Regions from separate parts of the Homo sapiens genome. Here region 2 is linked to region 1. Evidence: read pairs that join two places in POLR2A ChIA-PET (ENCODE). Cell type or tissue: A673. All regions are shown on one strand. Links, peaks and the distances in the headings refer to the core of each region. The heading gives the core; the rest is flanking DNA. Region 1 has its middle 26 kb from the start of TSPAN3. Region 2 overlaps PEAK1 (pseudopodium enriched atypical kinase 1).

The links. ChIA-PET counts read pairs that join two places held together with the same protein. Peaks named below come from ENCODE experiments on the same cell type or tissue, not always from the same donor. Only the 100,000 strongest peaks of a DNase experiment are listed, where the experiment ranks them.
Region 2: POLR2A ChIA-PET joins it to region 1 with 5 read pairs; 3 of 35 experiments call an interaction of 5 or more read pairs at or near these places.

The regions. Positions count from the first base shown.
Region 1 is chr15:77,090,593-77,103,019 of GRCh38, forward strand. It overlaps a transcript of PEAK1 not described here. Among named protein-coding and RNA genes, the nearest start is that of TSPAN3, 26 kb to the left of the region's middle. In A673, for the core only: no CTCF peak of the experiment used is centred there; a DNase peak (open chromatin) is centred at 6,979.
Region 2 is chr15:77,215,620-77,228,046 of GRCh38, forward strand. The region is part of intron 6 of PEAK1 (pseudopodium enriched atypical kinase 1); the gene reads right to left. LINC00597 (long intergenic non-protein coding RNA 597) reads right to left here and starts at 9,785. Exons shown (of 1, transcript NR_026813.1): 1 at 8,274-9,785. In A673, for the core only: no CTCF peak of the experiment used is centred there; no DNase peak of the experiment used is centred there.

The DNA of each region.
Region 1 (12,427 bases), core at 5,067-9,066:
AGAACTGGTTTCTACTGCTGAAAGTTAGACCCTCATCGGTGCCAGTGGCTGCTTCACCTTTGGAGAGGCCATTAGGTCCTCACTTGGATAGGTGGCTGCTGCATCCAAAACTACTTTATTCCTGAGTGGGTACAAGGGTGACCGAGGAAAGAGACTTATAGACATTTACTCATCCACTGGGTGGGTCTTCTTGTCCACCTGATTATTGAGAACTTGCTCCACAGTGAGGACATTTTGGAGAGAATCCACATGGCACACAAATACTCATTGCCTCTGGGTCAGTTCTGAGCGATCCATGCACATTCTCTTCCCCAAACCATCCTGTCTCCAATCTCGCATCTTGTTCTGGAGTCCTTGTTTGTCCAGCAAAACCATGACCTACTGCCCATGAGCCAGTGTAGATCTATATCTCAGGCCATCTGGCCTTTGGGGAAAGTGTTCAAGATGTAACGCTCTAAATTCCACTCCTGAGAGGATTTGTTCTCCACACTGTCTTTTGGGGCCACTCCTGAGTGGGAGAGTAACACTGCAGCTGTGCACTTTTACTGAACCAGTTGGGGTAAACTCTACTCAATTATTATCTTCCTCTGTCAACTGGCCACAAGGAACACCCCTGAAGCCATAGATGTGGAGCATAGTTTGAGTGACAGGAGGACAGGACCACAGGAGGTGAATTATCCCCACAGCTGTGTTTGGGTGACAGGCCACCCATGTGTCCAAGTGAACACTGCTTGGCGCTTCCAGCTGCAACAACGGCAGTGTGTGCTCCAGCCTTCCTGCTTGGAACTGTAATTCCTTTGTGTGTTTTGTGTATCAGATTTTGGTATGCAGACTTGCAAAAGAGTGTATTTCCATCTTTATGTTCTATATAGTTTAATAAGATTATCAGTGTGTTGAAAGTTTGTCAGATTTTGCCTTCAGTCATCTAGGTATTTATGTGTTTTGGTTGGTAGACCCTGAACGATCTTTTCAATTTCTTCTCTAGTAACAGGGCCACTCAGGTTTTGTTGTTGTTATTGTTGCTGTTTTTTGAGACGGAGTCTTCTTCTGTCGCCCAGGCTGGAGTGTAGTGGCACAGTCTAGGTTCACTGCAATGTCTGCCTCCCGTGTTCAAGTAATTCTCCTGCCTCAGCCTTTCAAGTAGCTGGGATTACAGGAGCACACCATCACATCCGGCTAATTTTTGTATTTTTAGTAGAGACGGGGTTTCATCATGTTGGCCAGGCTGGTTGCGAACTCCTGACCTCAGGTCATCCACCCATCTTGGCCTCCCAAAGTGTTGGGATTACAGGAGTGAGACACCACACCCTTCCACCACTCAGGCTTTTTATCTCTTATTGAGCCTATTTGGTAATTTACATATTTCTAGAAATATATCCATTTTTATCCATAATATCTGCTTTATCTAAGTTTTCAAATTTTAGCATCATGTTACACATATTATTTGCTTATAATCTATACAATTGCCTCTGTATTTGCAGTTGTGTAATCCCTCTTGCCTTTACTAATGATAAATATTTGTGTTTTCTCTTTTTTCTTAGATGCAATAGAGTCTAATCAAAGCTTAATTTTATCAGTTCTACTTTATTTTTCTAAATCATTAATTTATATATTTTCGTTTTTTGTTTTGTTTTGTTTTGAGACAGAGTCTCGCTCTGTCACCCAGGCTGGAGTGCAGTGGCGCGATCTGGGCTCACTGCAACCTCCACCTCCCGGGTTCAAGCAATTCTCTTGTCTCAGCCTCCCAAGAAGCTGGGACTACAGGTGCACGCCGCCACGCCCAGCTAATTTTTGTATTTTTAGTAGAGATGGGGTTTCACCATCTTGGCCAGGCTGGTCTTGAACTCCTGATCTCGTGATCCACCTGCCTCAGCCTCCCAAAGTGCTGGGATTACAGGCATGAGCCACCGCGCCAGGCCTAATTTATATATTTTCTTTTGTAATTTCCTTTGCTTTTCTGAGAGTATTTTATTGTACCTTTCCAGCTTCTTGAATTGAATGTTCAGGGCATTCCACCCTCCCCCGCCCCCTAATTCTTACCATTATCAATTTGAATGTAAGCTCTACAAAAAGAATCTCTCTTTCTGTTCAATCCCCAACACCTAGAGCAGTGCTGGCCTATAATAGGCACTCAGAAAATATTTGTGGAATGAATGAGTTATTGACTTTACACATAAGAGTTTAAGACTATGACCACTGCTCTGAGAAAATCTTTAGTCTTATTATCTAGGTTTTAATATTTCAGTTACTAACAATGATATTCTCATTGTTAATAATAATTTCTGACAATTTGTGATTTTTTTTTTTTTTTTTTTTTTTTTTTTTAGAAATGGGGCGTCACCATGTTGCCCAGGCTGGTCTCAAACTCCTAGCCTCAAGTGATCCTCCAGCCTTGGCCTCCTGAAGTGCTGGGATTACAAGTGTGAGCCACCATGCCTGGCCTCAATTTTTATCTTTTAATTTAACTTGAGCTGTGGAGAAATGTTTGAAAATTTATAAGTGGTTAGACCTGGGGTGAAGGTATTATCTGTTTGTTGTTAATTTCTAGATGGATTACATTGTGATCAGGAAATGTGGTTCATATGATTTCTACTTTTTGGTTACTGAGTTTTTTGTGGACTGGTATGTGGTCAGTTTTTGTCATTGTTCCATGAGAATTTGAAAAGAAAACAGGTAGTCTGTTTTGAGAGTACACACAAAGCTTATTTAATTTGATATTCAAACCTTCTCTTTTCTTTACTCAATTTGAGTCTGAGAAAGTTATGATAAATCCTCCCACTGAGACGATTGCTGGGTAAAAGACCTCTTCATTTCACATCTTCTTGGCACACTGTACTTTTATTTGAAAAAAAAAAAAGTTCTTTATCTTGTTTAATGCATCTTGCCTTGAATTCTACTTTGTCTGATATAAACATATCCTACCTTGCTTTCTTTATGTCAGCATTTGCCTGAGATATCTTAGCCAGGCCTTCCGTGTGACTCTTGTTGTTTTGAGTGAGTATTTTATAACTGGTGTGTAGTTGGAGTTGTGTAAGTCTGTGTATGAGTGCATACAAGAATATGTGGGTGTCTGCCCAGTATTAGGATCTTTCTCATTAAATAGAGGTACTTAGCTAAGTCACAGCTATCCTGCAACAAGGACATGTTTGACCTTCCTGCCATTTTATACATTGTTATCATTCATTTTTGACTGGCTTTTTCTAGTCTTTTTGGACTAGTTTTCTATAGGAAGATTGTATGGAGGGCCAGGTGTGATGGCTCACACCTATAATCCCAGCACTTTGGGAGGCCGAGGTGGGAGGATCACTGGAGCCCAAGAGTTTGAGACCAGCCTGGCCAACATGGCGAAACCCCATCTCTACCAAAAACCCAAAAATTAGCTGGGCGCATGCGCCTGTAATCCCAGCTACTTGGGAGGCTGAGGCAAAAGAATTTCTTGAACTCTGGAGGTGGAGGCTGCGGTAAGCCAAGATTGTGCCACTGCACTCCAGCCTGGGGCACAGAGTGAGGCTCCATCTCAAAAAAAAAAAAAAAAAAGAAAAGAAAATGAAAGATTGTATGGAGGAGGAGCCAGAGACCAAAGCAGTGAGTTGAGCTAGCGTGCAGCTTACATTTGAGCTTTGTCTTGTGATAGTTTCTGTGGTAGACTGAATAATGGCCCCAAAGATATCAAGTCCTAATCCCTGGAACCTGTGAATGTTACCTTAAATGGCAAAGATTTTTGCATATGTGGTTAAATTGAGGATCTTGACATGGAGAAATTATTCTGGATTATCTGGCTGAGCCCTAAATGCGATCATGAGTGTTTTAATGAGAAAGAGGCAGGAGCAGATTTGACATACACACAGGAGAGAGGAGGGCAATATGACCACTGAGGCAGAGATTGGAGTGGTGCAGACACAGGCTAAGGAGTGCTGGCGGCCCCCGGAAACTGCAAGAGGGAAGGAACGGATTCTCCCCTAAGCCTCCGGAGGGCGCCCCACTGCCAACACCTTGATTTTGACCCAGTAACACAGATTTGGGACTTCTGCTCTCTAGAACTGTGAGAGAATAAATCACTGGTGTTTGTGGTAATTTGTTTCAGCAGTCATAGGAACTAATACACTTTCTAATCCACAATTTCCCCAGGGTGTGACTTCACCCCAGACTAGCAGAGAACCCACGGTCAAGCCCCCACAGTGTCCCAGGTTTGTGTGTGGTGGTTCGGCCTTTGTTTCTCTTCAGCCAGCAAGACCAGCAGTGGCAGGGCTGCCAGTCACCCACCAGATGGTCATCCAGCTTCCTGCAAGGATGGCAACTTCTGCCTTCCCGTTTTCAGCGCTCCCTCCACAGCCATGCCACACGGCCAAGCAGCATTCAGGAAAGTTCAGAAGCCCATCCAAATACTCTGACCTTTGCTGTTCCAACAGAGGGGTCTTCGGTTTTATCCTTCCTGGTCTCTAGGGGTATATGGTCTCTCAGAATCCTCTCCAGATACTATACTATCTGGAGAGACCAGGATAGTAACCAATTGTTATAGTATTCATACATTATGTTTTGGTGTTATGAGTGTCCAAGTTTTGTGCAAAAGAGCATTTCTCTCCTATTTCTCATTCTTCTTAAGGTTTTACTTGGTTTCAGAGAGGAGAAAGGGGTGGAGACGCCTTTACTCCACTGTCTTTAACTGCAAGTGTCACTAGTTTGGGGCAGAGCTTATTGCGTAGTTCATTAATTCTCAAGTTTTTCATTTTGGCAGCCATGTTGGTCGTTTCCAAATTCTCTTTCTCTTTCATTGCAGCCTGCTCCATCTAGTTTTATCTATGTGACATCCTCTTGAACCTCACAGTTAGTCTGATTGATTGTACTCATTCCTTTTCATGGGAGGCCATTTATTCAGCTTTTTCAGCCTTGCCCTCTCTTTTGAGCCTCTCCTTCTCATTGATCTGGTGATTTATTGTTATAGCTAATATTTTTGTTTCTCCTACTTATAAATAAAGATCTAGATTTCACTCTCCAAAATAAATTTTACAGAACACTTGTTCCATTATATGTTAAAAGGGATTATTTTATTAAAGTACAGCTGGGCGTGGTGGTGTGCACCTGTAGTCCCAGCAACTCTGGAGGCACAGTGTCATGAGCCCGAGTTTGAGGCCAGCCTGGGTGACATAGTGAGGCTCCGTCTCTAAATAAATAAGGAAATACTAAATAAAAAATTTTAGAAGTTCAATGGCTCAATTAGTGTGGGAAATGTTAAGTTAAACCAATTTTTTATAAAAGTTCCTAAAGAAGCAATATGAAATAATGATGAGGATGTGGAGCAACAGTAACTCCCATACATTGTTTTGGAAAATAGTTTGGCAGTGTGCACACACTTGCAAATTCCATTTCTAGGTACACCTGCCTAGGAAAAATATGAAACATCTGTTTACAACAAGACTAGCACACAGTGTTCATGGCAGCTTTGCTCACAGTAAAAACTGGAAAAAAACTAAATATTTACCAGCAGGAAAATAGATACACAAATTGCAATAAGTATATTCTTACAAGAAAATATGGTCAACAATGAAAAGTGATGAATTACTGACACATAGCAACATGGATGCATTGCACAGATATTATGGTGAGTGAAAGAAGCCAGACCGGAAGGGGTGCATGTTTTGTGAGAATCCATTTCTGCGAAGCTTCAGAACAGGCAACATGAATCTATCATTATAGAAGTCATAACGTGGTTGCCTGTGGGGTGGACCTGGGGAATTTCTGGAGTGATGAAATGTTCTACATATTGATGTGGGTGTGGGTTATATGGGTGTAATCTGTTGTCAAAATTCATTCTACTGAATGCTTAAGATCTGTAACTGCATGGAATGTAAATTATACAATAAAAGATGCTGCAAGACTTCTCAGAGCCCTTAACAAGCTAAGACAGATTATGAATGTCAAGAAGGGGGCTGCAGCACGCAGGTTTTCCTGATGTAATTGGACCCTTCTTGAAGGGGTGTGGGCAGGAAGTGTTCGTTTTCCAAGTGCATGAACTGGGGGCGAATGGCCGGGGTGAGGACAGGAGCCCTAGGATTCCTTTTGCCTCAAGTCTGAGGTGTCAGGGAGTGCGGTTGGCACTGAGGCTGGGGCTGAGGGGTGGGTTGAGGGAGTGGCAGGTCTCCATGCATTTCTTCAGCTGAGTCCAGGCCATGCCATCTGCTTCCCTCCACCCACCACTGCTATTGGGACCTCAGGGTGTCTTCGTAGGGTCCAGGCTGTGACAGCCGTAGCAGCAGGCTATGGTAAAAGCTGCCACTACTGGGCCAAGACCCTCTCCTGCCTTCCCTCTATGGGGATTGTGGAGTCCTATACCTTTGTTCCACGCAGGCTGCCCAAACCCCTTTCGGACTCAGCACGCAGTTCTAACCCAGTAAAGCCTGGGACAAAGGCCGGGATGGAGACAGCTCCTGAGGCCTCCTGCAACCCCTTTGCTCAGCTCTGCTGCCCAGAGTTGGGGAGCTCCCTGGGCTCTAGTAGGGAAAGCAGCCCCCCGACTTGTCTAGCTGTGCAGCATCAATGGGCCTCTCGTTTTGCTTGTTCTCATCTGCTTCTAGGAATCCCTCAAAATGACTGCTTTAGCAATGATACCCTTTTCTGTTTTCCAACACTGCTAAATAGATGTTCTTATTTTTCTCTTTTGTCTGTCAATGCAATTGGGGCACAGCAGGCAATTTATGAATGAATCAGAATGATTGTGTATGGATGAGAGGATGTGAGTGTGCGGGGTATGAGCATTTGTGAATGCCTGTGCAGCCTGAGTCCAGGAAAGGGGAAGCGGCTTTGGGGAGCTTCGGAGGGGCGGGTGGGCAGCCAGGCAGGCGGTTGACAGTCTGCCCCATGAAAGGTCCTTGCTGCACGCAGGAATGACATTGCTGTGTAGTGGGGCTGACAGATGCTCCAAGGGAGATTAGGAAATAAGTCTGCATCTCCCCTGGGCCCTGATACCATCAGCGGTTAAGAGGCATGTCTGATTTCATTACAAATCTCCCATTCCTGGGGCTTAGAGCTCAGCCTCCAGGCTCACAGGTGTGGGAGGAGAGTGGGCCACAGCAAGGGCATTTTGCTTTTAATTGTGGCCATTAATCTGGCCCCAACAGCTGGTCTATCCTGCAGGAGAGGGAAGGGGAAGGGTGACAGGAAACTTGTCAATTGGGAACCAGTTAACCCCACTGCTGCTTTGCCCTCTAGCAGGCTGGGAGAAGAGGGAAAAGCTTCTTAATTCTGCTTTTCAGGGCCTACTTTCCTGGCCTCCTTGAGAAGGATCTCGGTTTGCTTCCTCCATGTTTTTTTTTTGTGGGAGTCTCCTGGAGCCAGTAGATGACAAGCTCCCAAGCCATGTTCCATTTATTTTCCCAGAGACAGGGCCACTGTGGTGTGTAGTGACAGCTTGCCTAGTGCCAGCCCCTGCCCCAAAGTCAGGGCATGTTCCAGTGGGAAGGGTGGGGTGAGAATGTCCCAGGGGCTGGATAAGCATCTGGAACAGCCTGATGAAGGATAGGACAGAGTGGGCAGAGGTCCCAGAGCCACACAAGGCAGAGCTAGAGAGAAGGCCAGCTGTGGCCACAAAATGGGAGAGGGACCATATGTGTCGGGGGGGGGGGTGGGGGGGGTGTGTGTGTGCGCGCACACACACGCACATGCGGTGGGGAGGGTGAATTTCTTCCCTTCTCTAGCCATCCACAGTCTTCAGCTGGAGCTACCCAGGGGTGGGCTCTGGTGGGCTCTGGCAGGCTCTGGGCGAGTCAGAGGCATAAGCCTGCCCTGGGAGCTCTCCAGCATCAGAAAAGTGCCCAGTGGCACAGAAGGGCAGAGTGGGGCCAGATACTCATAGGAAGCACCCAAAGGGCAGGGGGTAGGGAGAAGTCTGATGGGGTTGGGGAGGAGGTGGGCTAGACTGAGGCCTTGAAGGGTGAATATAGTCCTGCCAGAGATAGTGGGGGCATGTGGACGGGAAAGAATGTGCCTCTGGGGTTCCTAGCAAACTAGGGATTTGCAGAGAAAGGGTTCCTATTGAAGAAAGAAGCTCTATAAGCAGTGAGCTTGCTTCTTGGGTGGCAGAGCCTGGGAGCCAATTTCTAGGGTTAGTGGCTGCCCCTGTGAAGACACTTTTCTGTGTCCTGTGTCCTCGAGAGAACCAGGAGCAAGGCCCAGGCAGCCTTAATCACAGCAGCCATCAACTACCATGTGCCCGAAGTCCTACACATGTGGCTTTCCGGATACTCCATGGCAGCCCTGGCAGGGGTGATGCAGACCTGGTCAGTTCCTGAGGCCTGGAGAGGGAAAGGACTTGCCCAGGATCACACAGGGAGGCAGCGGGTTTGAACCAGGCCCTTCTTGCTATACTGTGGGATCTGCAAAAAAGCAGCCCAGCCTGGACTCCTCGCCTACTCCCACTGGAGAGCAGGGGCCCTGGGCATGGATGAGAAAGGGACAAGCTGCCAAGGTCCAAGGCCCCCATGCTTCTGGGGAATGATGTTTGGTGCTGGAAGGCCTTTTGATTTTTCAAAGGAAAACCTAGACTCTTGTTGCCTGTTACAATGGATAATTTGGGGTAAAGAGTCAAGCAAGCCCTATTTGAATGTGGAGCACACATCAACTTGGGGTAGATCAGAGAGGCCCTAGCTAGCCTGGGAGAGCGACCGCGCTGCTACTTCCTTGGCGTGGTGACCTTGGGTGGGTCATTGTCCATCTCCATGCTCAGGTTTCCTCCCTGGTGACATGGAGTAGGAAAAGAAGCCCCCTTGCAGGATTGTCCTGAAGATAAAGTTCATCATGCATCACATGTAATGGTATCTGGCCTAAGGAAGTGGCTCAGTGTGAGCTGTCACTGCTACTGCAAGTCTTGTCACCTTGCAGCACCATTCAGGCGAACACAAGCCATTTAGTTGCCAAAGAACTTGTCTGAGAGGGCATCACCCTTCCTTTATCCTCACCTGCTCTCTCTTGGGGCCTCCTTGGGAGGCCTGACCCTCTGGGAAGCTGGGAACTGTTGACTCTACCTCCTAAATATTTCTAGAATCGGCCCCTGCTCTTCCATCTCCATGGCAGTGAGCTGGGCTAGGGGCGCCCAGCCTGTCTCCCCTGGTTCTTTCTACCCCTCATTTCTCACTGTGGTCTCTCCTCCACTTCTACAGCCTGAGACATTGTTCCTACAGTGCAAATCTGAGCATGTCCTGCCTCTGCTGAGGGCTTCCTGTGGCTCTTACATGTTTGCCAGCATGTGCCAGAATGAACTTGGCTTTGCATATACTGTTGCCTCTGTCTGGAATAACGTTCTCCACACTTTGTCCTCCTGGGGAACTCCTATTCATCCTTCAAAACCCAGTGCAGACTCATCCCCTCTCAGAAGGCTTCCCAGACTGCCCTTCCTATCCACAAGTCAAGGTAACATGCCTGGCCCCTCACACTGTCTTCTATGTTGTATGGATCCCTCTGGTTGTTTCAGTTTACACATCATGGCTGTCACTATTTTGCAACCTCCTTGAGGACCTTGGACCTACCTCTGCCCTCTCACATAGCCAAGGGTCTGGCTCATGTCAGTGCTGGTTGACCCAAACTGAATTTGATACTAGTCAGAGATGCTGGGGGATGTAGGTGTTACTGTCCCAGGGCCACACTGTGCGGCCTTGGGCATGCCCTCTCCCTCTCTGGGCTGCAGCTGCAGCATCTCTACAATGAGGAAGCTGCCAGGGTCTGTTGGCTGTTCTGAGTTTCAGTACCTACCCAAGTCCTGCCTGCCTGCTCCAGGGATGGACGAAAAGCTCGGGAGTTTTGGCTGCCTTGCAGACCACCTGCCTCTCAGGTCAGTCACACCTGTGGGAACCAACAGCATCACTCCCCAAGGTGACTAGTATCCTTGAGATAAAGGCATGTTTGTAGAACTTAAAACTTCTTTCTTTTCCCAAGAGAAATGGAGAAACTTCATCAAGCCAAGATGGAGAACTGGGTCACGCCCCAATGATGCCAAGCAGAGGCTGCCACTTGGCTCTGTGAGCGAAGCAGACTACTAAATTTCAGATATAAGAAATAATCTGCTCCCTGCATTCGCCTGATCACTTTATTAGCTGAAAAGATAAATTTAAACCACAGACTCATAGCAAAAAGAAATAAGTCCACATTCACCTCCTAATTAAACTGAGAGAAGCCAGCTACATCCAAGGACACTCGGCCCACTCAATTAATTAACATCTATTACAATCAGAAAACAATCTAATTCAATTAAAATGTTTCCACAAAAGGAGTTTAATGACTTTCCCCAAAATAAAGTACATTCAACTGAAGCATTTATTATGCAAGGCAGTGTCATGAGGGGAGCTGAAATGAGGGCTCTGATGTGGGCAGCAGGCTCCGAGGAAGGGTGAGGGCCTGGGCCAGCCCCTTGCTGAGGGAGGGAGGGGGTGCTTCGGGACACAGACACCCTCTAAAGAGCACACCGGCCCAGAGCTAGAGGGGCCCTCAACAGCTGCTTTCATCCTCACCCCCCACTTCCCATCGCAGCCCTGTCCCTTGTCAGTTTACCACTGTGCCTGACTCTCCCCCAATAAAGGGTCCAGGTTGTGTAGGGAGGAAGGCAGGCTTGGATTCAGAGGCATGGACCCATTTCTGCCTCTGATGTGCTATGTCACCATCGGCAGGTAGGAGGTGTTCAGAGAAACGACTGTTAACCAGGCTTTCTGAAATTCAGCCAGGAGATATTTGGAAAGCTGGAGAAATTGCCACTCAAAAGCTGCAAGCAGTTTTCTGATTCTTACGAGGCCGAGATTTGAATTCACAGTATCTTTGTTCAGCAAAAATCCCCCGATGAGTCCTTGGTTATAAAAACAGAAAGTAAATACCCACTCAGAGTTTGCCTTTTTGATCAACAATATTTGAGCACTTACTATTGCCTGGCAGTGGACTAAATACACTTGCTAGACTGTGTCCTTTCATCCTGACAATGACCCTGTGAGGTAGGAATCCCCATCAAAACCAAGGCTCAGAGAATGGCTGAGGACACAGTTTGTCAGAGGTGGAACCTGGAGCTAAATCCAGATTCAGGCAGAGAGGCCCCTTACAAGCTCAGAATAGCTGAAGGACCCTGGGGAGGAGGGGGTCTTGGAGTCACTGGACTTGGGTGGTCTTTCCTTTTGAAAAGCTCCCCTGGTGACTCTGTCACTTTGACCTTGGAGATCTGAAATCTCTATTACCCACCACCATGCTGACTACTGGGGTCAGCCCTTGCCCAACACCCCAGGACAGGATGAATCAAGCCCCTTTCCATCCAATTCAATTGCACCAACATTGACTGAACTGTATACCCTGTCACCAGCATGGAGTATAAGCTTTAAAAAAAAAGCTTTGTTAATTTGATAGGTGGAAAATGAGATGCCAACAATATGATCTTAATTTAAAAAGAAAAAGGCAGAGTAAACAACAGTTGCAGGATATACAGTAAATGTTAATGGTGGTCATTTCTAGATGGTGACCTAGTGGGTCAATTTTACCTTCCACATTTTCTACTGTAAACAGGCATTATTTTTATAATCAATCAGAAAAAGCTGTTAAAATTTTTTTTTAGATATGCCACCTTAGGTTATTTCTCTTGTTTCTAGAAAGCTTAAACATTTGGGTTCTTCTGTGACTTCTCTGTTCTCATCTATTAGTGTTTTATGTTCCTAATGATTTGTATCAGCTCTTTATAACTCAGAATTTTAATCCTATGTCTGTTATATGTGTTGAAATCTTTTTTCTGGGTTATTTACTTTTCAATTTTGTTTCTGCTGTTTTCCATGGACAAAGGTTTATCACCTTTAGTCAAACCTATTGATCTTTCCCTTTCAGACACCTTCCACCGTCTCTTAGCTTACAAAGTCCTTTCTCAACAAGAGATAAAACATGCATTGACTTGGCATTCTTCTAGTTCTTGAGATTTTTCTTTCCTTTGTGGCATGTAACTCTGTTTGATCTGTTTGGATTTGTATTAGCTTATAGTATGAAGATTAATATTTTCCAAATAGCTAACCAATTGTACCAGCACATTGGATAAACTTCCTTCCCTTCTCATATAGTGATGTCTTACTTATCCTATATTACATATACTAGTTTCATACTGATACTATTTTTAGGTTACCTATTCTATTACATTGATCTGTTTTTTCTTGTACCTGTATCACACTGTTTTATTGATCATAGCTTTTTCATATGCTCAATTATGCCTTCAATTTCAAAAATTTCTGGGTTTTTCATGTATTCGTTCCTCCAACTGACTCTGAAAACCATTTTGTAAAGTTTTTCACTCCAGAAAAAAAACCCATTGAGATTTAAAATTCAAATTTCACTAAAATTTGAGACAACCTGATAGTTCATCTCTGTATCTGTGCATCTTTTATACTTCTCAGTAGTTTCTCATATTTTGTTGTTTAGTCATCCC
Region 2 (12,427 bases), core at 3,732-7,731, 120 kb after region 1:
AGAAAAATATTTTCGATCTGTGGTTGGTTGGTTGAATCTACAGATGCAGAACCCATGGCTACAGAAGGCCCACTGGACATTTAAACGATAACTTCTTTTAGTTTGTGCTTTTGATTATCTTTTTCTTTTTTTGAGATGGAGTCTCGTTATGTTGCCCCTGCACCTAGCCAATGATCTTTTAAAGAAATTTTTGCCTAACACGTGTAACAAACACATTTCCCTATGGTTTCATGTACAAGTTTAATAGCTTTGTTACCTGTAGATTTATGATCAATTTTGAGATATATTTTATATTTATATTTATATTTATTTTTGTCAATACCAGACTGTTTTGATTACTACAGCTTTACAGTAAATCTTGAAATCAAGTAATTTGTCTTCCAACTTTATCAAAATTGTTTTAGCTATTTTAGGCTATCTTCCCATATAAATCTAAAAACAGCTTGTCCATATCTTCAAAATACCTGTTGCAATTCTGATTAAAACTGCAGTAAATTTATGTCTATTTGAGGAGGATTGCCATCTTAACAATTTTTGAGTCCTCTGATCAATGAAACAGTACACTGCTCCATTTATTTAGGTCTTCTTTAATTTCCCTTTGGAACGTTTTGTATTTTCAGTGTGTAAGTCTTTAATATGAGGGATCTTCGAAAAGTTCATGGAAAATGTGTATTATGGAAAAACTGCATGGATTTTCAAATTTTTCTGCACCAAATAAACTCATACTAAGTTGTGATAGCATGTCTGAATGGGATCTAGTTTAAGGTGTTAAGAAGAATAAGACATCAGTTTGAAAAGAGTCCCTATCAGAGAAACATTAATTCTGCTAAAATTGAAGCAAGAACAAACATCAACTTTATAGTAAAGCTTGGGTGGAAGCATGGTGAAGTAACTGATGCCTTATGAAAGTTTATGGGGTCAATGCCCCAAAGAAATCAGTAGTTTACAAATGGATAACTTCTTTTAAGAAGCGACAACACGATGCTGAAGATAAAGCCTGCACTGGCAGTCCATTCACACTTATTTGTGAGGAAAAAATTAATCTTGTTCTGCCCTAATTGAAAAGGACTCATGATTAGCAGCAGAAACAATAGCCAATACCATAGACATCTAATTAGTTCAGCTTACACAATTCTGGCTGAAAAATTAAAGTTGAGCAAACTTGCCACTCAACGGGGGCCAAAACCATTACTCCTAGATCAGCTGCGGACAAGAGCAGAGATTTTAATGGAAATTTTAAACAAGTAGGATTGAGATCCTGAAGCGTTTCTTCGAAGAATTGTACAGGAGATGAAACACGGCTTTACCAGTATGGTCTTAAAGACAAAGTACAGGCAGGGTGCGGGGGCTCACACCTGTAATCTCAGCACCTTGGGAGGCTGAAGCGGATCATTTGATCCTAGGAGTTCAAGATCAGCCTGGGCAACATAGGGAGACCCTGCCTATACAAAAAAGAAAAAAGAGCTGGGCATGGTGGCATGCACCTGCAGTCTTAGCTGCTCAGGAGGCTGAGGTGGAAGGATCACTTGAGTATGAGATGTCGAGGTGGCAGTGAGCTGTGCCACTGTACTCCAGCCTGGGTGACCAAGAGAGACTCTGTCTCAAAAAAAAAAAAAAAAAAAAAAAAAGGGCAGGTTGTGGGGAGCACAAAGTACAGTTGAAGCAATAGCTACCAAGATGTGGAAATGGTCCATTCAAAGCAAAAGTGGGCTGGTAGACAGCAAAGGTCATGACAACAGTTTTTTGGGATGCTCAAGGCATTTTGCTTGTTGACTTTCTGGAGGGCAAAAGAATGATAATATCTGATTATTATGAGTGTTTTGAGAAAGTTAGCCAAAGCTTTAGCAGAAAAATGCTTGGGAAAGCTTCACCAGAGAGTCCTCCACCACAGCAACGTTCCTGGTTCATTCTTCTCATTAAACAAGAGCAATGTTTTGACAGTTTTCATTAGGCATCTACCTCATAGTTCTGGTTTGGTTCCTTCCGACTTCTTTTGGTTTCCTAATCTTAAAAAAATTGGGCAACTCATTTTTATTCAGTTAATAATGTAAAATATACCGCATTGATGTGGTTAAATCCCCAGGACCCCAGGTTCTTTAGGGATAGACTAAATGGCTGATATCACTGCTTATAAAAGTGTTTTGAACTGGATGGAGCTTTTGTTAATAAATAAAGTTTATATATTTTTTCATTTCCACAAACTTTTGGAAGTCTCTTCATATTTTTTGTTAAATTTATCCTAAAAAGTTTGTTTTTTGATGCTACTGTAAATGGAATTGCTTAAAATTTCATTTTCCAAATGTGTATTGCAAATATATAGAAATGAAGTGATTTTTGTCTATTGACTGTGTATAATGCTACCTTGCTAAATTTATTTTAGTATCTTTTAAAAAATTCCTTAGCATTTTCTACATATATGATCACGTCATCTGGAAATAAGGCTAGTTTTAATTCTTCCTTTCCAATCTGTATGCCTTTATATTTTGCCTTATTGCACTGGATAAGTCTTCTAGAACAATGTTAAATAAAAGTGGTAAAAGTGGACATCCTTGCCTTGTTCCTGACATTAGATAGAAGGCACTGAGCTATTCATCATCAAAGATGAATATAATGCTATCTGTAGATTTTTTTGGTAGATAACCTCAATCAGGTTGAGGAAATTTCTTTATAATATTAAAGTTTCCCCATTACTTTGATACAAACATTTTATCATGACAAAATGTCATTTGACTTTGTCAAATGTTTTCTCGCATTTATTGAAATAATCATGTTTTTTTTTTGGTCTCCTATATTCTATTAAAATGGTGAATTATGTTGATAGATTGTCAGATGTTAAACCAACACTGCAACCCTGGGATGATTTTATTATTCATTTTATTTATTTAGTTAGCTAACATTTTGTTAAGGAATTATGCCTCTATTTTCATGAGGAACGTTGGTCTTTAATTCTCTTTTCTTTTTTTTTTTAAAGAGATGGGGTCTTACTATGTATCCTAGGCTGGAATACAGTGGTTATTCACAGGCACAATTATAGTGCACTAAAGCCTTGAACTTCTAAGCTCAAGTGATCCTCCTGCCTCAGCCTACTGAATAACTGGGACTAATGGCACACACCACTGCACTCAGGTATATTTTGCATTATTTTTTTTCCCAGTTTCTCTTTTCTGATTCACTAGACCAGAAAGGCTATATGTTTTTCCATGTGTGGGCCATTGCTACCCATTTCACACTGCACAGACTGCACTTAGTTCCTGGTTGCAAATGAGTGTGGGGGTGGTGTGGAGAAAGGAATGACATACTAAACTGCTCAAGGAAAGGTATGAAGGTAAGAAATCATATGAACAGTGAGATGCAGTGAGATGAACAATAATATAATTTGAAGTTAGGATTAAATCATGTAAATTGTTGAATACCAGCTAGATCTAAGAGTATGGCTAATGAAATATATATTTTAGACAGAAGGATAACATAATCATATCTATATTCTAAATTAAGATTAATATATGTATACTGTATATAATGAATTGCAATACAGACAATGACTGGAGGTAGGAGAATAATAAAGAGGCAGTTCCAGAAGTGCAGGTGGGAGGTAATGAGGTTTTAACTAGGCTAGCGGCAGAAAGAATAGAAAGGAAGGATTGGAAATGAGATGATTCAGCAATGATTGATGACCCCGAAATTTTTCAATAATCTGAATTATCACAAAAAGATAAGATTTTTAAAGTTATTTGGAGGGAGTGTACACATTGTTTATTTAATAGTGAGGGCTATTATACAAGCAAATCAATGTAAAATAATCCCTTTATATGTATGAGCATAGTTAATTTGGTAAACAACAGACAATTACATACTGTGATCATAAGGACTTTAGTATCAGTTACCATATAGCAGGTACTCTTTAGTCAGGATATACCTATATAGGTGCTAAATTAAAAATCAACCTTATATCTCAAATTTACTTCCTAGTAGAGTGTAACGCTGCCATAATTGCAAGCCTAATTATGGGGTTGTCCATACTGCAGTCCCATCAGTACTCATACACCAAAGGGTCGGGCCTGTGAAGACTGGAAAAAGAATAAAATATCTTTTGATTGAGATACTACAAGCAAAAATGACTTTCTGGCTACCATTACTGCAAAGAACAAAACTCAACTGAAAACAATATGTAGCAATTAAAAAGTACTCATTATCTTCAAAACACACTTTTTAACTAATTGAGACTCTAAATTCATTGGTTCTACTATAATTTTATACCCTAGTAATTTTATATGCTAAAATTCATTTATTAATAGGCCATACTTTAGTTGAATAGTTGTTAAATAATTTTATTTTGACTCATATGCAAATTTTTAAATACATATTGAGAAGCATGCAGACATCAACATTTCCTCCCTCTTCCACAAAAAGAATTTACAGATGTTAGCAATTTAGGTATGACAAAAGCAAAAGATACTTTGTTTTTCAAAGTGGGGCAAGACGGGAGGAAGAAAAGATGGTCATAATTAGCTAGTAGATAAAAGAGTAAAAGTGTGCTCCTCAATGAAAAGACTGTCAGTTAAAATTCTTCATGAGAAACTTGGTAAAAAATGATGCAGTCTTGGTAAAATTATTTGGTTTTAGAGAGTTGATTAACAAAAATGTACTATGCATTGAGGTTTGATTTACTTAAAAGTTGCAACTTTTACTCAGAAGCTTCAAGGCATTTCAGAAAAAATTAAATGTCTTTTAAAAGTTGCCTTCTTACCACTTAGATGTTACTTGACTACGCAATACATCCCTTTTATCAACATATGATTGGAGCTGATAGGTATATGAGAAATTACCTGAGATACCTTAGTAAAATTAATTATAATGTTGCCAATACAATAGCTCACTACAATTCATACAAGCTAAAATTCAAAAAAAAAAAAAAAAACGGTGAGGAACCAGTTAATCATCTATCAAACTGCTTTTAAAATAGGCAATATGTATCAAAACATCCCCAGGCAAAAAAAAATGAAACAAAGTAAAAGCAAACAAAGTACATTAAAAATTCACATGTCTTTTTATCTTGCAATTAATTTCTAGGAATTTAAAGGAAGGCAATGATATGTTCAATGATTAATCTATATGCACGAATAAGTTTCCTCAGATATTTCTTATGTGTTTTTTATGACAGGGAAATGACAATCTATATGTCTCATAGACAGTATAGCGATAGGAGAGAATATTATAGTTATTGAAATGGAGATGATTACTTAGTTGAAAAATGTTCATAAAATATTACTAGGTTTAAAAAGTAGATTAGAAACTAAATACAGACAATCCTAGTTTTGCTAAAAACAATGTATATAAACTTAATAAAAAAGATTGAAAGACTAATAAATAACAAGATATTGAATGGAAATGTATGTCTTCCAAGTATTCTACTATGAGGATAGAATTCATTTAATATTTATTGTTTTCATAATCAGAAAAAATAAGTTCGAGTTACTAAAAAACTGTAGCATATGCCCTTTACCCACATGCAATGTACTCTAGATATTCTAGGTCTGATGGTTATACATAAACTTTCCACTCTGTCATTGCAGTCGTGAATGAGCCCAGCAAAGATCATTTTAACATCTATCACGTGGTCAGTCACTTGGGAGGGATTATATAAAATTATTATGAGTTTGGGGACCTAAATGATTGCCCTGTTGTAGACCAACACTAAAGTAAGACTATGGATGTCCTAGGCAAGATTTCTTCTCTAGAGGTGAAAGGGTAGTGCATTAACCAGGTTTTATATTAAATGTCTTCATCATTTGTGAGCAGCCAGATGGTTGGTAATACGTGTAGATATTTTGAAACATAGGCTGGCTGATTTCAATTAGCTTTGAAGTGAGACAAATGATAGTATTGCTAAGCCCAGGGGTACTGAGAGAATATTTTCTTACAGATGAATATCCCATCAACTAGAGTTCCCATTTATATAATATAGCTAATAGGTTATCCTGGAACACATGTGCTGTTGGAAAAAATCTCTTTTATGAAGCACCTAACTGGGCAAACATTTTAGGCACACTATAAGAAAACCAGTTAATGTGAGAGAGAAAAAGGAATTTAAAAACCATTATAGCCTATATGCTTGTATTTCAGAATGTACTAAGAAGTTTTGTGAAGGATTTTGGCTGCAAATAAAAATACTTCTGTGATAATCTGCAGGAATTTTGGGCCGAATCAAAGGCTCTGCCTGAAAAGATTACTAACCAAACAAATGTTGGCTTGCCCAGGTTTAGCATGCAACGCCAATTTTAAGTCGTGCTCCTCAAGGTGCCAGCTGTGTTCCTGATGATTCTCCTCTATACTATACTCAGTAAAAGAGTACAGTAAGAATGTCACTACTGGGGCATATCTTGGCCTCAAAAATTCAGGTGAGTTAGGATGGAATGGAATTAATTCTTTTTTTTTCTTTTTCAAAATAAAGTTGAGGATCTAAAATTTTTCTGAATCACAGGAATTCTAATGGACATTCAGAAGAATGATTTGACCCAAGTTTTCCAAAGGAAACTAATGAATAATTTTTTAAAACATGAAGTAGAAACATAAAAAAATGAAAACATACATTTAACCTTTTTCTTTCATAGAAAACAAATCACAAAATTTGTTTCTCCTTCTTTCTCTCTTCTTGTTTGCTGCCTTACAAATGAAATGCCTCACACTGAGAAAATTAAACAGTTTTTAATGCTTGTTTCATTCCACTCAGTGACAAGGATGTTTGTTATTAACTATTAAATGCCTACTATAATGCAGACAGTATACTATCCAAGTGTTTCATATATATTACTGCTAATCACTAATTATCCCAATGATCTTATGCATTTTACAGACTAAGGAATTTTCATTTTATTTTGATTTTATAGACTAAGGAATTGAGAGTCAAATAAATTAAGTAACTTGACCAAGGTCACACAGGTTCTACTGCAGAATCCACACTCCTTTCACATAATGATAGTTAAGTGGGAAAATCTCTGTTAATCAACTGGTCTTGGTGATTGATTTTTCTTGCAAGCAGAAACAATGAAAGGCTCTTCTGGGTCCCTTCACTATAGCCCTCTGGACAAACTCCAGACAAAGCCTGCTGGAACTCCAGAGAAAGCATGGAGCTCCCACTAATAAAAGGGCATGTCTTCCAGAGGCTATTTTCTTTGCCATAGAAAGCATAGCATTATGAAATAGTTCAAAATGGCAAAATAAAGCGCAAACAGATTTAATCTTACAGGCAAAAAGTCAAACAGAGTAAGAAGACAGGTGACACAGGTAACAAGGACAACTCTTTAGACTTCTGCCACTCAAAATACAGTCCACGAACTAGCAGCATTGGTAATACCTGCGAGCTTGTTAGAAATGCAGTGTCTCAGGCCCCACTCCAGATTTAGAATCAGTCCATGCTTTAGTATGTATATGAAAATTTGAGAAGCAATAATTTTAATTATAATTAAGTCACTAGTGACTAAATGACGGCCAAAACTGGTCTAAAGAGCTAGAAATTAGCCTATAGCCAACAAAGCTTCCAGAAACAAGATATTCTAATGCATTTCCCTCATTTGATTAATACTGTAAATTGTGAATTCACTTGCTAAGAGCCCTTTTGAAGCAAACTTGGAAGTCAGTATTCTATTATTTCAGTTCTACCTGGTAAGAACTTAGTTTCATTTGCACCTTTCACTCACTCACTCATAGCTTCCACCCAAGTACAAGCAAAGCAGCAGCACATGTTTAGTAGAGTTTTACCTTAGAGTAATCAGAGCCAAGATATGTTTTGTGGGGATAAAATGCATTTGTAAGCAAGAGCTGTCTTCATCAAAATTCAAGGTTTTCCACATGATTTAACTATCATAGCAAGCAATCTGGATATTACCCCACAAAACACATTTGTGTGTGTGTCGACAGTAGTCTCTAATACTGTGGCTAGTGGAAAGGAGTTATGGATTATTTTGTCAAGACAAAAGGTCTTGTAAAAATAACTTACTTCTCTTAAATAGCAAGCCAATACTCAAACTATTAGACTAGTGGGAAGAATGGTAATGCATTTGACCATAGAGAGAATACTTAATTAAATCTGCTAAGTGATTGATGATACTACCACTGTCCTGTTATATAAACTAAAACATCAAATCACTGTTGGATCCCTCTCTTCACTGAAAACAGTAGCTCTGCCAGATAGTTAAAAACAATTTCTGGAAATATCTGACCAGATGATGAGTTAATTTTGAAGGAAACCAATAGCCTCATTTGAGAGATTTTTTTTTTTTTTTTTTTTTTTACTTATTTATTGCTTACATCTGTTAGGTTTAGAAAACACTCATATGGAACAACAATGAAGACTGCTGTCAAAATCTGTCCCTTTGGTTATATTTTAAGAGAATCCTCTTTTAAACAAATTTTATTCATTTTCTTACTTTTTTGGACAGGGTTATTCTTTATCTCTCATAATAATTTAAAATATCTGAATCAAAATCCTCAAAATGTTTACAAAATAAGTAGTAGTTTTTTTTTTTCTACTTTAAGAATCTAACCAAAGGAAAACAAATTCAGACCAAAAGACTGAGATATTTTCTGGTTTCTAATTAGACTCTTCTACTTTATAACCTTGTAAACTAACATTCTTAACATTCCATAACAAAAAGGGCTGAAAAAAGGTTGGTTCACACAGATACTATCATAATGCAGGAAAAGGATTTGTGTTAGAATTCAATGTTCACATTAAATAAAATTTTCTTAATTATCTGGTTTTTACTAATACACTGTTCTTTTGTCTGATGGTGCCTTTCTTTCTGTGCTTTCTTTTCTCTTGCACTGACTGTCAACCTTGCTTAGAAGAGGGCTGATTTGTCTCTGACTTATCAGATGGTTAAAGTCTGCCTTATTTGAGTAAGCTCTTTAAAAATGCTGTTTTAGAAAGGTCAATTAGTTCTAAACAAAGATATTCAGTTCAGTAAGCAACTCCTATAGAGACACTTCCTACAGAGATAAGCCAATATTTCCTGTTGTGCTCTAGTGTACAAAGGGGCAAAGGAAGCTGTAAGTGAATGCACACTGTATCAGCTGGAGTCCCCAGAATTTATAATTTCTCACAGCACTTACGGGAGATTTCCACTGAGCTCCTACACCAGCATTTTCTAGAATTTTGCTGAATTATTTCATTTGTATGGAGAGAGGTGTTTCAAAATACATCCAATCTATCATGAAATCTGGATGATTTTTTTTCTCTGTGGTGATTTTTGGTTTTGCCCATCTCTTTCCATTTCCACAGCTGCACCTTTCACGTCTAGTTTGTTCTGGTGGTCTCCTATCTAATGTCTTTGCCTCTAGGTCCTCCCACTCCATCCATATGCAATCACAAATACAATGTTCCTCAATTAATTTCATCATGTGACTTGCTTGTTCAAAAATTTTAAGTAGCTCCCTATTTTTCAGCATATCAAACCCACATTTCTTAGCTTAGGTTTCAAAATCCTCCACATTTCAAATCAATGGTTATTTTGCAGAGAAGAAAACGGAGGCACTTTGAAGTAACTTGCCCAGGGTTACATAGTTAGAGGAATTGAGATCTCAGCTCAGGCAATCTCATTTCAGAGTTTAGGCTTTCAAGTATCACACTACATTATTCCTGTTAAGAGTCTGGTGTGTAACTGTTATGTTGCAATTGCATTGTATTTGTCTCCAGATATTTCCCCAACCACATTATTCTGAGACAGTACATTTCATTTGTATGTTCACACAAAACCTATATATAGCAGACAATTTATTTCATTAACTGGTGCTATACTAGAATAGTTTTTCAGATAAACCATAATGCCAAGCTTGCAACTGCTTGGAGTCAAAGATCGATAAAGATATAGGTGGTTAAAACTGTTTCCATCTATTTATATCCTCATCTGCTGCAGTTTCTGCTTAAAAATAGTTGTGACATGAAATTTTCCTATAAGGTGTTCTGGTCCAGAAGTAAGCAATGGTGAAATCTGAGCAAGACTTTCTACAGATGTGTGTGTGTGTGTGTGTGTGTGTGTGTGTATAATTTATATATATATATATATATATATATATATATGACAATTCTAGAAAGAAGTAGAAAGGGTACACCAAGCATGAAGTTATGTAATCTCTAACACTCGTAATGTTTACATTTGAAATAGTTAATATACTCTCTGTTTTTCAATATATGACGAAACACACAGTCATAAAGAAATGGCCCCTTCACTGAGAAGATATTGTGAATGTGTATTTCATAAGAGAATGCAGCTAGCCATAGTCTTGTTAAATGCTAGGCAAAGTTCATGTAAATGAAATGTTTATGCTGAGCATTACGCTCTAAGTATTTAATCGATCCTTAACCAAGAAAAAAAAATCAATGCTTTCTTTTTAATTCTGTCAGTCACAGCAACTGAAAATAAAGGGATATATATATATATATATATATATATATATATATATATATATATTACACACACATACACACATATATATGTGTGTAATGTAATACAGACAGGAAAGACCATTACCAGGAAACAGAACAATAGTTCTCTTTTCTCTTGTGGCTTTTTGCATTACATTATCAGTTAAACATTCTAAAGATATTTCAAGAAAAAAAAAAAACCCTGTCTTTGATATTTGATCTGAGATGTTTGAAAAGAAAATCTGAAACATTATCATTTACAAATCCAGACACTGACAACATAAACATATAAAGATGAAGTTGCCATGATAACGAATTAGGTATTCATATGTTTCACTGACAAAAATCCATTGTTCTATGGTTTTGCAACTAGTAAGTTTATGTCCCAAGTTCATGATATACCAGTATATCTGTTCTTAACATAAGACAATGAATAACTTTGTAACAGGGTCCAGAAATAATTAGCCACTCCAGAGAGTGTTGTGGAATTTGAAAACCGAGATGCCATGTATTTTCTCTGACACTATTTTCTGAATAGTCCAAATAAAAACTTGGAGGAAAGTTCAAAGCCCAAAATAAATCTGTCTCACGAAAAGATAGCTTGAGAAGTTCTGCATACTCTTCTGGATGCAGAAAAGAGCTACTGTGAGAAACACCTCACTCTTCATAAGTCAAGATGAAAACTGAGGATAATGTCATGCTACCAGAATAACAATAGTTACCACTTAACATATGCCAGGCACTTTTTATCTACTGTTTCCTTTAATCCCTCTACTTCCTTATAACGTATTACCACCCCTATTTTATAGACAAGGAAACTGAAGTTCAGAGAGATTTCGTGATTTGCTCATAGACCTAGGACTGGATCATACACTTAGATCATGGTATGTCTGAACTCTGGACTTAGATCTATCTAGCTCCAGAGTCTACAATTCTATTTTACTATATGGCAGTTGTCCTCAACCTTTAGTGCCTGTCACAATCATCTGTAATCTTTATTAAAATACAGATGCATGAGTTGCATTCCCATAGATCCTAAGCCAGCAGGTCTGAGAGGGGGCTCAAACATCTGAAACAGTTCAGGTACTTCTGATGTATATCAAAGGAAGAGAACTTGTATTTATTACTAGACTGGAAAAACAAAAATGGCAATCTAGAATAAGTTTATCATTTTGTAATTACTTGTTTTTCAGCAAATTTACCATTCTTATTACATATTTTGTAGGCATCCATTAAATCATCCCATTTTCTAATACATGATATCCCTAAACAAATAAGGGGGGTGGAGTAGTATAAGTAACACAGAGGCACATTGACTATAGTAGGAAGATCAAACAGGGGCTGATGGTTTTCTACCCATAATATGAAAATGAACAACATACAGACAGGAAAAGTAGAAGTAAGAGCAATATTGCTCTAATATATTAATATAGCACATACTTAGGATTAGACCAAGAAGAATAAAACCAAATAAATATACAGAAAACAACAATTTAGAAGAGTTCTGGGCTTAATCTTCAGAAGTTTACAATTTATAGAAATGAGATTTAAACACTTTAGATACAACCATCTCCAAAATGTTTTATGCTGTTTTGCTGCAGAGAATAAATAAGAAAAAAGTCCTATGATTTAATAATTTTTCTAGTAAATATATTTTTCTCTTAAGAAAATGAGGCTGGGCACAGTTGCTCATGCCTGTAATCCCAGCACTATGGGAGGCTAAGGCAAGAGGATAACTTGATCCCAGGAGTTCAAGACCTTCCTGGACAATATAGCAAGGCTCCAGGTCAACTAAAAAAAAAAAATTAGCCTGGTATGGTGGTGCTCACCTATAGTTTCAGCTACTTGGGAGGCTACTCAAGAGAATCACTTGAGCCCAGGGGTTCAAGGTTGCAGTGAGGTATGATCACATCACTGCGCTCCAGCCTGGGAGATACAGTGAGACACTGTCTCAAAAAAGAAAAAAGAAAAGAAGCTAATATTCTACATATATATTTTATCTAT